2 separate regions of the Homo sapiens genome follow, and region 2 is linked to region 1. The links are chromatin loops, found by intact Hi-C in ENCODE. Cell type or tissue: IMR-90. All regions are shown on one strand. Each heading gives the region's core, and the rest is flanking DNA. Links, peaks and the distances in the headings are about the cores only. Region 1 holds the start of LINC00445 (long intergenic non-protein coding RNA 445). Region 2 overlaps DCLK1 (doublecortin like kinase 1).

Region 1 (4,392 bases), core at 301-4,300:
TTAACCACCACAGAGCTAAAACCAAACCAAGCCAAACAAAACAGGTATCTGACAGGAAGAGGAAGAATGGCGAGTCAGAAAAGGCAGAGGGGAACAGGAGAGGATGGTGTCAGGTAGCTCAACAGAGGGGCAGATTCAACAAGGGACAGTTCAGCATCATTAGGTGTCACCACGAAGACAAGAAATGGACTGAAAAGCTCCCTCTGCCTTGGGCATGGGGCTTAGACTTTGCCAGGGTGTGGGAGAGGGAAGCTGACGTACAGATGTCTGATATGGGAACGTGAGCTGCAGATGCAGAAATAGGGATATAGAATATTATTTTTTGTTGTTTTTGTTTTTGTTTTGTTTTTTGAGACAGAGTCTCATTCTTTCATCCAGGCTGGAGTGCAGTGGTGCAGTCTTGGCTCACTGCAAACTCTGCCTCCCGGGTTCAAGGGATTCTCCTGCCTCAGCCTCCCGAGTAGCTGGGAGTACAGGCAGGAACCACCACACCAGCTAATTTTTGCATTTTTTAGTAGAGACAGAGTTTTATCATGTCCGCCAGGCTGGTCTCAAACTCCTGATGTCAGGTGATCTGCCCGCCTCAGCTTCCCAAAGTGCTGGGATTACAGGCATGAGCAACCGTGCCCAGCCTTTTTGTTGTATTTTTTTTTGTAGAGATGGGGATCTCCCTATGATGTCCAGGCTGGTCTTGAACTCCTGGCCTAAGGAGATGCTCCTGCCTTGGCCTCGCAAAGGACAGGGATTACAGGCATGATCCACTGAGCCCAGATGGATATAGATTACTTCTTAGAAGCTTGGCTAAAATGGAAAATAGAAGCAAAAAGCACAGTCTGTGGGTGAGGATGAAGGGCCCCAGACTTTTAGGGGCCAAAACCAAAAGTCCCAAAGTCTGTGAGAGAGCAGAGCAGCCTCAGCCCTCCGAGCTAATAAAGACATGACAGAAAAGTTGTGGTCCTCAATTTTTCAACTATAACTGAAGGGGCAGCCTCTATCTTCCGTGCTTAGATCCGCAAAGCTATGTATCCAGAGCATAACATGACCAAGAAAATTCCTGCACATAACCCCAAATATTAGAAAATTAGAAGCATTTGCAAGCCCAGCCCTCAAAGTTGGGATGAGATGACTTCCTTTACTCTGGTCCTTGTGTGAGTTAGTGAGTCAGGGAAGCGCTATGTTGAGAATGACATCCCATAGCTTGCCCCTGTACGGACAAAACACCTCTCTTTCTCCTTCTGAACATCTTTCTCTTCTTTTTCTTGGCAAGGGCACGGCATTTGTTTGGAGAAACATGGGCTAGTCTGGAGAAATCATAATAATTTGATCTTGCCTTTTCTGGGGTTAGTTTTCATCCTGCCTTGTAAAAAATGAAGCCACTCTCCCAGTGTTTACTTTTATCCTCCTTTCTCAGTCTTCCTTACTAGGTTCGTTTCTCTCCCCTCTTCTCTAGGTGCTCTTCCCTGGGCTGCAATGGTTTGTGCTATACTTTTATGTTCTTCTGCCTCTTTTTTCTCCACTCGCTCCACTCCAGCCCCTTCTGCCCACCCACCCTGCCTTCCTCTGTTCTCTCTCCTTTTGATCAGGAGAAGCTGCTCCCTGGGAATCTGAGACCCTCTTCTAAGCAAGAACTAAAGACACCACAGTGAGGCCGCCGGAGTCCTCATCTCCCTCTGGAGTGGAAGGCAGGGGGCTAAGAAGAGCAGCAACCCCAGTCCAGCCCGGCTTGCACCCGACACAGAAAGGGCGACAACCCTCATCAGCCCAGAGGCTGCAGAATCACAGAAACACATTTGAGTCTGCCTTTGTGAAAGAAAATGATCCTCGTGCAGGCAGGTGGTACTATTTTGGAGAACATTTTTATGTGCAATTTAGAGTGCACATTCTACACACAGCTCAGACAGAAATAATCAGTTTAATGTGTGTCTGCACTGTCACGCGGTCAAGCTTTAGGTGAGAGCAGATTTACACACTGAAATCAAAAGGAAATAGCAGGAGCCGTCTTCTGCTACATTCCATGACAATAAATGGTCACGCGATGGAGGGCTGCCAACCCTACTCTCCTCTCCCTTTATTCCTTCCCAGAAAGTGCTTGCGTTTGAAAGAAAATTAGTTTCCAAGATGCCTGAGTGCATCTGTTAAATATTGATTGTTATTAACAGGGGATACATGTAAACAAAGGCTACATAAACAGAAAGATGCCTGGCAGCGAGGAGCAAGTATGCTTCTTGTCAGGCGGTTTTCCTTAAAACAAAGCGTAAGGAAGTTTATAGGAGTTCTTGAGTAGGTGTTTTGGTTCAGGAAGATGTCCTGCTTCTCGATGTCAGCTACAGACCGTCTCAGTCAAACCAAGGAGCTTCACGTTTACAGCACTGGGCATTTGTCACTGTGTGTTGTCATTAAGGAAAAAGGGGTTTGCTTGCAAAGGGGCTGGTATAGTAGAGAAATAACACTGAAATAACATGGTTCCCAGCATCCTTTTCAGAAAGTTCACCCTCCAAATGAAAGAATTGAAGATGATTTTTTAAATGCAAACACCATTGAAAGCATGCGAGTGCCAATACATCAGGCAGTTAGAAGCCCCTAAGTCAAGCCAGAGGCAGATCTACATACAGGGTAATATTCAAAATATGCATGTGTCACCCTTTGGCTCTCTGAAATAATGAATCAGTGTGGACTTTGCAAAAGCAGCCGGGCCGAGGGTGCCGGATCGCCACGGTCAAAGACTGCAGAGCTGGAGAGAAGAAAGTTTCAGATGGAAGGGGAGCATTTTCCCTCTGAAATGAAATAATTGTGATACAGGATTTGATTTTTTTTAAGAAAAACAATCTTCTTCCTGCTGTGATGAATTTATTCTGGAGGTTTGAAAGGAAACATGTCCCCCCTGAGAGCATGAGGACGATGAGTCTGGAGGGTGAAGTCTGCGATTTCAGTACACGTGTTCTCATTTATCAAGGGGCGGTGCTCGGGTGTGAAGGGGGAGAATACCAAGGGTGAAAAGATTCAAGGTGATCAAACTATTTTTCCATTTGTAGCAGAAAAAAAAGAAAGAAAGGAAATAAAAGAGGGAAGGAAAATCATTTCATTATGTGGCAACCAAACACAACCAGGGGTAGCAACCAGAGGTAGCAAGCAAGTAGCAACTTTGTTCTTCAGAGCAGTTCACTCTAGGGTGTCCTGAGTTTTCCAGGGTGCAGTCTGTGACTGTGGAATTTGAAAACAGCAGGAGCACAAGAACAGAAGTTGCATGGATGTCTAGAGTTGTCATCTCTCGAATGCCCTCTGCGGCGAAGATCCCTCCTAGCGCCACCTGGATGAATCACTTCCAGGGGAAAGTGGAAAAAGAAAACTATTACATTGGACATTAATTTCCATGCTAGGCATATTATATGCATTTCTTTCTCTCTGAATAAAGTCTGCAAAATAGGTATGATTTTCCCCATTCTAGAGATAAGCTGAAAGTTTCAATTATCTTATGCGCCCTGTTCAAAGAGGCCCAGCTGGCAGTGGAGGTGAGATGGAGTGAGCTAGCAGTGGAGGTGAGATGGAGTGAGCTAGCAGTGGAGGTGAATTGGAGTGGGGCCTGTCTGCCATCAGCACCAAGTCTTGTTTAATTATTCCACTCTGCCTTCCCAAGATGTCCCTGACATGTTAGGTGGAGTTCTGAAGGTCCGTTTAGCAACACAGGTTAAGGCCTAAAGGATCTCCCTCCCTCCATCGCTTAAATGCTATTTTTATGTATTTATTTATTGTTGAGACAGTGCCTCACTCTGTCACCCAGGCTGGAGTATAGTGGCGTGATCATAGCAAGTGAGCAGCCTCAATCTCCTGGACTAAAGCCATCCTCTAGCCTCAGCCTCCTGAGTAGCTGGGAGTGCAGGCATGTACCACCGTGCCCAGGTAATATTTTATTTTATTTTTTTTTTGTAGAGATGGGAGTCTTGCTATGTTTCCCAGGCTGGTCTTGAATTCCTGGTCTCAAGCAATCCTCCCATCTCAAAATCCCAAAGTGCTGAGATTATAGGTGTGAGCCACCGCACCCAGCTTTAAATGCTATTAAACAAGGGAAATCAGTAGGTTGGGTAGATGTACTCAAAGGGCAGGAATGAGAACAACACACTGAGACTCATTTGGGGAACAGGAGCTGTGCCTTCAAGTCACTGTGGGGTAAGGCAGAATGGAGCGAGTCCTAAGGGCCCCCTAACGCACCCAGTATGTGATATGTGATAGAGAGAACGGTTACTCATCACCACTGGAGATTAACAAGGTCTCATCTGCTCGTCTGGTCGCTTGGCTATGCTGTGACACCTGACACTGGCTGATGATCCGAGGCTTTACCAGCTTTAGAACACACCTATGTGTGAAAGCCTTGGGCTCTGAACCTGATCCACTCCC
Region 2 (4,392 bases), core at 296-4,295, 72 kb before region 1:
AACTTAGAAGCAATGAATGTTTTCATCAGTCAAGCTAGGATCTGCAGTATGTAATATAGCACTTGTTAACCCTCTGAGTGCATAGAATTTTATTGAGAATTCTTGTTTGGGAATTTTTCAGGCCTTTGGATGTATACACACATGTTTCTTGATTTTACTGCAGATCAAGGGGTGTTGTTAGATGCTGAAATGTCCAGAAAAGAAGGACATTTAGAATGATATCTTGTTTGTCCTTTTCTGTGGGTTTAGAACGTGGCAGGTTTATAACTTCGACACACGCACGGTTCTTTCTTCTTCACAATCCTATTCAGAAACAGATTTTTTTTTTCATTAGAGATATGACTGTCAGTTGCAGTGAGTTCTGCATCCCAAGTGGAGGGAATTGGGTTTGTGGCAAAGAGCTTGACCCAGGAAATAGATGGTGCCCCCCAAATTGTCTCCACATGAAGATGTACTGATGACGCCCCAGAAATGCTGCTTCCATATCAGCTGCTGCTAGCGCCAGCGCAGACTCTCAGGGAGTCACCACAGCTTGTCTTGTGCTTGGTGAGTGAGGGTCTCTCTACTCAGTGTCAGACATCTACAGGAAAGAAACAACTGGTGGAAAAGAGCAATAAATTGCCCGGTGCTCTGCAGGGCTGGAATTTCAAACAGAAAGAGGGAATAAGATCCTGTGATTTTTCTCACCTGCTTTTCCACGCACTGTGGTCATCACTGTGCAATCTACATCTAGTATGAAATCCACACATAGGAGAGCTGGGGCACAAGGGGACTGGAGGCAGTTGCTTTGCAAGATGGCTGAGGAGAAAGCACACTGGGAACACAATCCAGAATGTTCTAACAATAAGTTTTCAGTGAATAAACCACTGGCAAGACAATTCCATGTGCACCTTTAGGTTACCTATATAGTCTCCTAGGAAGATCAGGATGAAAGACCTAGATGATACCCCTGAGGATAAAACCTCCATCCCCTAAAATGATTTTTTTTAAATACCACTGTCTTTAGCTGTCCAGGAGGTCAGAGTGTTTTTTCTGTCTTTGGGCCAAGTCCTGTCTGAGACCTGTATTTTCACTCTTGTTACCAAATCTATCTCCCTAGTGCAGTGTCTCCAGGCCTGAGTTTCTTCTGGAACAGATTCCATTTTAGAATGGGGATTCACAGGTTCTGTGCATCACCACAGTGCTCAGAGAGGATTCTCCTGGGGTGTCTTAGAGGCAGGTGCCCAACTCAAATGTATTCCCAAGGTTTGCTGGGCTCTGGGATCCACGAGACAACCAGAGAGGGATATCTCATGAAATTTGCATCTGGTGGCTGAACAGTACCTATGTTCTCTGTTTTGAATATACTTTAATACCTGAGAGTCTTAAAATTTGTGAACAACGTTTCTATAGTCCTTTATTTTCAAATGCACATTGATCTTCACTTGCTGCATTTTTACTCTTCAACCCTGAAACTATGGTCTACATTAATATGGATTTTTAAATCACATGTCATTACTTTTGCAACACCATCACCAAAATTTTTTGCTCTTTTACATTTAGGTTCATCTCTGTGGTCTGTGTTGTCCTGACATGTAAAAAGCATATCGTTTATTGAGGTTTTTTTCCCCCCCTTTTAGAGCATCCGGAAGTGATAACACGCAAAATCACAAAGTAGCATAAATCAGTAAATTAGTTGAGTTGTTTTTGGGGGGGAGGTGGGGGTAGGGGGCACAGAACACCAGAAAGAGTGTTGGTGTGTAGGTAGATTCCATATTAATGAGGAACACTGAACTAGTTGGAAATTACTGCTTTCTCTAGAAATATAAAGCAAAGCACTATTCCAAGGCTATGGAGTAGCTCTACAGCCTGGCCTCAACTCTAAAAGTGTGAAGAATGCAATGGGCAGAGACCTACCTGCAGTGGACTGTCATTTTCCTTTCTTTCTCTGAATTACTGCTTTTTCTGTGGGCATTAACTATATTGCTACAGCATCTAGTGTACTGAGCCTGCGGTGCATGGCTCAGGCCTTTTCCCATCGACGTCTAGGGGGACTCTGGACCGTGTGAAGCTAGGGGGTGTTTCTCAGCACACTGCAGAAGGGCAGCTCAGAAGAATGCAGGGCCCATTCAGCATGGGGATCCCAGCACATCACTGTAGAATTTGAGTGATCTATGCTGAATAAACAGTGGAATGTGACCAGTCAAGTAGAAATCTTGAGTAATCAGATGGAATGCAATCTTTCTAACATTAAGCTACCAAGATCCTGAATGTCAGAGATGTACTCAGAGGGTTAACAGACAAGCACAAGGCATGCTGACTACATTGGTGTATCCAGATTGCTTTGCTTTTAGCCAGTGCTTTCTAATTTTTTTCTCGACATTCTTGGGATAGTTCAAGTTTGAAATAATTAAGTGGTGGTGTTCTTTAAGGAATTTCTATAACCAAATTGATCTTATTTTTGATTTCACTTATCATAGAACAAATATGTATCATTATGGCAGTGTATCTATGTAATTATCAATTTAATCATCACCACCGGTGTTTCCATATTTTTTCCCAAGTATTTAATATAGCTCTCTTATGGTGGTGGCCTGGTGATGGGGACCGTCTTTCTTTTACTGACACATGACCAATCATATGGTATTTTCAAGGGAATTTTAAGATTCATCTTTTCAGTTTGATAGTAGACTAGTTAAGGAAGAACTCTTTCATTACTTGCATCGTGTAAATCATCTCTGTAGACATGTGTTCATATTAATGAACACATTTTTTCTCAACATTGTAGCAGAAATCATTTTATTCGTCATGATCAATGAATATGTGATTTGCTCCAGATCGTTAGAAGGAAAAGTAAGATTTCAGTCATCAAAAATGTTTTTACCGTAGCCCTCATCTAACTTACACGTGGTGCATATTAAAATAAGCAGAGAAAAAAAAATGTGAATAAACTACTGAAAACACTTGGTGTTTTGTGTTCAATGAGACCTTCCTGCAACCTGCTCCCCATGGGTGGCAGTTAACAGGCCCATCAGATATTGTTGAAAGAAAGCAATATATCCATGAATGAAGGCTAAAATTGCAATCCTTTACCCTTTGAGGCATATTTCAGTTGAAAACAAAAAGAAAAGAAAATTTGGCTTAGAGGGTCACAGAGCTCCCATATGACCAAGTCTCAAGCACATTAAATCATGGTTGTTTACTGGCCAAGGGCGTCCACTAGACAACTCTATCCCTTGCGCTGAAGCTCAATCGTGCTGAGGGAGAGCTTTCTTAATATTACTGTGTTGCTCTTAGCCCTTCTCTGGGTTAGGATCTGTCAGCATTTCTATGATAAACTCCTATTCTCAAAGGTTTTTAATTTGACCATAAAAATGTGCCCCAGGCTGAAGTTTGCTATACAGGGCTGTACCAAAGAGTGAAGGTTTACTTCCTTCTCTTTCCAACTTCTTCCCCATTCTCCAAGGAAAAGAACAACAAAAAAATCTGGTATGGTCCCTCCTTAATAGTGATTTCAGAATTTTGGAAAGCACCAAGATCCAAGATGGTAGTTTTAATGTAGTTACTCATTCGCACACATTTTTTAAATTTAATGGGTCACCTGGCATATATTGTAGATAACATATCTTTTCTATAATTTGTAAGTCAATAATTTTTTTAACTGCTACATGATATTTTTTTTTGCCCAAAGATTTTAAAAGACTTGAAGTTGGTCAGTTCAAAACTCAGATTTTTCTACACATTGTCTGCCATGTCCATTAGGAGTTTGGGGAAAATACTCTCACACAGACCCTTACTTTGCATGCAGTTTAGAGGGTAAGATACGTGCTTCTTTTGGGGATAAAGATTTCCTTACTTAATTGTCAAATTTCATGGAGCCATTCTAGTCTGTTGGGGAAAATAGTGATTAAAAGCACTTCCAAAATTAACATTTTTTGACAATTCAGATATGAAAAGAAGCAGGGGAAAATAATACACTTTACTCTTTTCTTGCTTAAAGGCAAACAAATCAATGAAACTTGAGGACACACTAAACATTTGATAACTGCAAATGTGCTTTAAAAATTGGTTCAATGGTGCTTACACATGAAACGGTAACAAATGGGGTTCCTAGGACGTCAGAAGGAATCTTTAGTTTGTATGTAATTACACACTAGAGGAGGAGGTGCTTTTAAGCCAGTCTTTTATTTTTAATCATCTCAAATATGCAACCATACATGCAGTAACATTAAGGGTCGTAAACTGGTGGGAAACAGGAACTTCAGTGGAGAGGCTTAAATGCCTCTGGTTAGAGTGGGGGTTTTTGTTTGTTTGTTTATTGTTGGGTTTCAACACTGAGCATCATTTCTGTGATCAAGTTTCTAACTGGCATGTGTTTTGATCATGAGGTTTACCATATCTTGCCCATACAGA

The links. A loop is a pair of places that touch in the nucleus more often than their neighbours do. Peaks named below come from ENCODE experiments on the same cell type or tissue, not always from the same donor. Only the 100,000 strongest peaks of a DNase experiment are listed, where the experiment ranks them.
Region 2: it touches region 1 in a loop (4-fold over the local background); 2 of 110 quality-filtered maps call a loop at or near these places.

The regions. Positions count from the first base shown.
Region 1 is chr13:35,697,666-35,702,057 of GRCh38, reverse strand. LINC00445 (long intergenic non-protein coding RNA 445) reads right to left here and starts at 4,331. Exons shown (of 2, transcript NR_132115.1): 1 at 4,207-4,331; 2 at 2,802-3,319. RefSeq lists an enhancer at 4,385-4,392. In IMR-90, for the core only: no CTCF peak of the experiment used is centred there; DNase peaks (open chromatin) are centred at 1,177, 2,037 and 2,637; H3K4me3 peaks cover 1,098 bases; H3K27ac peaks cover 3,615 bases.
Region 2 is chr13:35,769,890-35,774,281 of GRCh38, reverse strand. It overlaps DCLK1 (doublecortin like kinase 1), which reads left to right. Exons shown (of 17, transcript NM_001330071.2): 17 at 1-4,392. Among named protein-coding and RNA genes, the nearest start is that of LINC00445, 74 kb to the right of the region's middle. In IMR-90, for the core only: no CTCF peak of the experiment used is centred there; a DNase peak (open chromatin) is centred at 2,101; H3K27ac peaks cover 882 bases.